Regions from separate parts of the Homo sapiens genome. Here region 1 is linked to region 2. The links are chromatin loops, found by intact Hi-C in ENCODE. Cell type or tissue: adrenal gland. All regions are shown on one strand.

The links. Hi-C counts contacts between places; a loop is a spot of excess contacts. Peaks named below come from ENCODE experiments on the same cell type or tissue, not always from the same donor. Only the 100,000 strongest peaks of a DNase experiment are listed, where the experiment ranks them.
Region 1: a loop joins it to region 2, with 5 times the contacts of the local background. A loop is called at or near these places in 86 of 110 quality-filtered maps.

What each region holds. Positions count from the first base shown.
Region 1 is chr3:182,724,404-182,726,903 of GRCh38, forward strand. No RefSeq gene overlaps it. Among named protein-coding and RNA genes, the nearest start is that of ATP11B-DT, 68 kb to the right of the region's middle. In adrenal gland, no CTCF peak of the experiment used is centred here; a DNase peak (open chromatin) is centred at 1,518; H3K4me3 peaks cover 445 bases.
Region 2 is chr3:182,836,768-182,839,267 of GRCh38, forward strand. ATP11B (ATPase phospholipid transporting 11B (putative)) reads left to right here. Exons shown (of 30, transcript NM_014616.3): 7 at 304-407. Among named protein-coding and RNA genes, the nearest start is that of ATP11B, 45 kb to the left of the region's middle. In adrenal gland, a CTCF peak has its summit at 1,277 (motif pointing left); no DNase peak of the experiment used is centred here.

The sequences.
Region 1 (2,500 bases), 110 kb before region 2:
TGTGGCTCCTTGATGGATGGGTCTCGGGAGAGATTATGTAACAGTTGCTTTGAGCAAGGCCCCTTAATGGAGGGAGTGCACTGGGACTCCCTGTGCTTTGTACTCAGTGCACTGGGACTGAGCTTTGTACTCTGCTACTACTGCCCGGACTAGAGAAATTATTCTTAGGTGGTGGTTCCAGTCAACTTCCCGACATAAAATCCCCTTTCTGGCCGGGCGCAGTGGCTCATGCCTATAATCCCAGCACTTTGGGAGGCCGAGGCGGGCGGATCACCTGAGGTCAGGAGTTCAAGACCAGCCTGGCCAACATGGTGAAACCCCGTCTCTACTTAAAATACAAAAAAATTAGCTGGGTGTGGTGGTATGCACCTGTAATCCCAGGTACTCGGGAGGCTGAGGCAGGAGAATTGCTTGAACCCGGGAGGCGGAGGTTGCAGTGAGCTGAGATTGCGCCATTGCACTCCAGAATGGGGGAAAAGAGAGAGACTTCGTCTCAAAAAAATGAAATAAAATAAAAATAAACCCCCTTTCTACTTAGATGCCATTATAGTTTTAGGTAAAATAGGTGTCTTAAGAGAACATAAGGGTCATATGGTGGCCTTCCTGCTAATAGAGTATTGAGACTAAAATTCGGATTTGGAGGATATGTTCCTCCTCACTGCTGAAAGCAGAGTTCTCCCGCTCGCAGAGGGGGCATAAGGTTTGGTCTCTTCCGCTCGCAGAGGGGGCATAAGTTTTGGTCTCTATTAGAGGGGGCATAAGGTTTGGTCTCTCCCGCTCACAGAGGGGGCATAAGGTTTGGTCTCTCCCGCTCGCAGAGGGGGCATAAGGTTTGGTCTCTCCCGCTCGCAGAGGGGGCATAAGGTTTGGTCTCTATTAGAGGGGGCATAAGGTTTGGTCTCTACCACTCGCAGAGGGGGCATAAGGTTTGGTCTCTATTAGAGGGGCATAAAAGGGAGAAGAACTGGAAAGCTAGAGGCTTTTGGCAAACGGCAGGCAAGTTTCCCCCTGGAGAGGATTCCCATTCTACTAGGTGATGCTAGTGGAACACCAGGCAGTAACTTTGCCTCTGTATGCTCTTTAAACAAAGGACAGAGAGAGAAGTTTGACCTGTGGCAAGCTGTCCCCACAGCATACCTCCTAGCAGGAGAAAGTTAATTCGCGTCCTAGAGGGACTATCCAGTCCGACTGGGCAGTGCTGGCTCCTCATATGGGAAAAGAAATAGCCTAGGTGGACAGAGGGGCTTTTACTGGGGGGAAAGTAACCTCCCACCCAACCCCAGGAAGTGCTATGGTTAGGAGTTAGAGTCTGAGATCTGGATCATGAAATCCTCCTGTCTGTAAAGAGTCACAAAAACATCAATCCTTTGACCTGCATTCCTGGTTGCTAAGGTGGTTGCTAAGCCTGCCTAATTGAATTATTTCCCTGGGCTGTAAAAACTCCCGCAGCATTGCATAGAGAGAGAGGATGGGAGGTATGGTGACTGCCGGAAAGGAAAGGAGAAAAATAAAATTTGCGATAGGAAAGCCTGGAGATCCTGTGGCTGACACCCAGTCGGGCGGACGGAGCCTGGGATCAGTCCAGGAACCTTTTGAATAACACCAGGGTGTGGCCCTGGCCAGAAATTCTCAGTTGCTCCAAGACCTATTCCAGCACCACAGCCAGGCTGTCCGTGAAAACAAAACAAAACAAACAAACAAACAAAAGTTTGGACACAGCCAACATTCCCAGCACTCTGAGGGCACCGGGGGATTGACTAGGTCCTCCCCAGCAAGCCTCACATGAGTCTTTAAGACCGGCGGCAGGCTCTCGTGGTTCCTTAATCGGCCATCAGATGCCCAGTGTTTTCGATAGTTCTTTGAGAGAATAAAAAACTGAGGCTGAGAAGCCTCGGAAGTGAAAGGACAGAGTCCGCTCCCCTACTCACCCTTCCGATGAATTCACCTTCAAATCCCAGATGGGCCCCCAAAATGAAGCACCCTCATTGTCTGGGGGGTAAATACCAAGGCTCTTGGTCTTACAGCCAAGGAGATTGAGGTCACAGACACACACACAGACAGAGTTTGGAGCAGGAGTTTCATAGATAAAAGGAAAGAACAGCTCTCTGTTACAGAGAGGGGTCCTGAGCGGGTTGCCAAGGTATAGCAAAAATGTCAGGGTTTTTATAAATGCCCTAGTGAGGAGGGGGCTCATGAGGAGGGGATGTCTTATCCTCCCAGGGCCTGACGGTTCAGTTGGGACCAGATGTGCTATCTGTATCGACCAGAGGTTTTATCAGCTCTCATCCCATTTCTGGGCCACATAGGCTGACTTTTAGTCTGTGTTTCTTTGTCTTGCCTAATCTATCTGGAAGGGAGAGTTTCTGTGTCTGTTCCCATACATCTTCTTGCAGCTGCAGGCATACCCCTCAAGTCTGCTTTTAGCTTCCCTATCTTAGTACACTTAAAGGGAAAGGAATGTGCTTATTAATGCCCACTGTTTCACTGGGGCCCACTGTAT
Region 2 (2,500 bases):
TTCAGAGGGTAATCAAAGGTGAAAATTCACAGTTTTTCCTATTAAATTACTTATGATAAAGTAATAGTGACTATGCACACAGACTTAATTTCCTTATGTGCAAATGGCCTCTTTAGACAGGTAATGATAGTAGCTTCCTTTGCCCCTTGTTTATTTTACATGTTTCTTTCTCTTCTGTTGTCTAGCTGAGTGATCTCAAGTACAGTATGCCATTACTTTACCTATAAAAGAGATTTGAAATAACTGATATTGAAGGTCGCAATTTGGATCTGAAAACTCTACAGTTTAATTCATTTTTTTCAGACACATGTGGCAGTTCCAGAAACAGCATTATTACAAACAGTTGCCAATTTGGACACTCTAGTAGCTGTAATAGAATGCCAGCAACCAGAAGCAGACTTATACAGGTATGGTGTGATATTCAGTATACTTATTTTAAGTCCTATTTACAGACCTCATTTTTAAATAACCATAAACATAAAATGAAATCTTTAGCTAATTGGAGACTGTATTTGTGGGGTGGGTTGGTGGGAGATGCAATTAATGGTGAAAAAAACTAAGAGCAGAAATTGCTAGAATTCTAAGCAAAAGATAATAGTTCAAAGCCAGAGTTTATATTCACAAGTTTCTTCACATTACCTTCTATTTTGCTATGAACTAGCATGCTCACTTTGTAGCTATAACAGTAGTTATAGTAGACATAAGATTATTTTCTTAGAAGAAAATAATGATTTTTTTGGTAAGCTCCATGAAGCCAGGGACTATGTCTTTGTTTTTACCACTATAGAGGATACTGCTTTTAAATTAGAGGATACTACTTTTAAATTATAACCTTATAAAGTTTTCAATATTTTACTTACACGCACATAATAAAGTAAAAAATAATTTTCTATAAATATATAACAGCTATGAGTTTCTCAAAGACAGAAACTATTATTCATCTTATTATCTATCACAGTGAACACAAAATAAAAACTATTTTTCTAGTTTGTTAGATTTTTAAAGATCTTGTTTCTGAAAGGAGAGAAAGGAACAGAGGAACTAACTGCTTTTAACATTACAGTTTGCTAAACACAGTGTTGTATACCTTCAGTGATCATCTTCAGTAATCCTACCAATTATATGTGGGCTGTGGAATGGAAACAACTTTTTATTATTAAAAAATTAAACGATTAACTAAGTTCATTTTTACTCAATAAGTGGTGGTAGACTATAAATTACAGCAAATTTGTAGAAATCACCCTCAGCTTCTTGTCATATTATATATCTCCCCCTGTTGGTTGAAATGTTTCAAAGTCTTTAGCCGTTGGCTTTTCCAAACTTACGTATCTTTTTTTTGGATCCATCTTTATAATGGAGGTTTTCTCTATGTGATGTTATAAAAATTGTATACTTTCATCAAAGTCAAATGCAGTATAGAATTTGCCAAATAACTAAAAACTTTGGAATCATATGCTTTAAAAGCACTTGATAGACTGACTGTAAGACATTTAACTGTGAAGAATTTTAAGATTTCTATATTGCTGTTATATCCTGGTCTGAGGCAATGGCAGATTGTAAAATAATTATTAAAAACCAGAAAATGGACAACTAAGAACTAAGCAAGCATAAGATTAATATGAGATGAAGTATAACTAATGCTTTGGTGTATGGTTTTTACATTATCTTGGAACATGGGGAGAAAGTTTGAAAAAACTTTTTTAAATAAACACTTTCTCTTATTGGAAGTATGTGTTTTGTTTTAAATATAAGTAAAATGTAATCATTGCAACAGGCTTTTATAGTAGAAAGAAAACTCGTAATTATATCACTACTTAAAATCTTTGAATGCCATTTTTATTCATTCATTCATTTAACAAATTATTGTTTAGCATCTGTGTGCTCATTGTGATAGGTGAATAAGATGAAAAGGAATAGTTTCCCTCCTTGAGGAACTCATAGAAGTTAGAGACAGTATTTATATAAAATTATATCTTTCATTTTATTATGTGCTTGTAACACATATATGTGCTATATATTATATATATATATATACACACACATATATTACATGTGAAATATTGCAAACATTTTATATGTCCAAGTAGGAAAATGCTTAGATAGGTATATATGTAGATATTTAAAATCTTTTTAAAGAATTGAATGATATAGGTACATACTGAAATATAATGTTAAATGAAATAAGATACAAAGTTGGGGCTCTCATATGATCCCAGTTATGTAAAAATAATGTGTGTGCAATAGCAAAGACATGGAATCAACCTAAATGCCTGTCAGTGGCAGATTGGATAAAGAAAATGAGGTACATATACACCACAGAATACTATGTAGGCACAAAAAAGAAAGAGATCACGTCTTTTGCAGGAACATGGATAGAGCTGGAGGCCATTATCCTTAACAAACTAATACAGGAACAGAAAACCAAATACTGCATATCCTTACTTATAAGTGGGAGCTAACTGGTGAGAACACATGGGCACAAGGGAACAACACACACTGG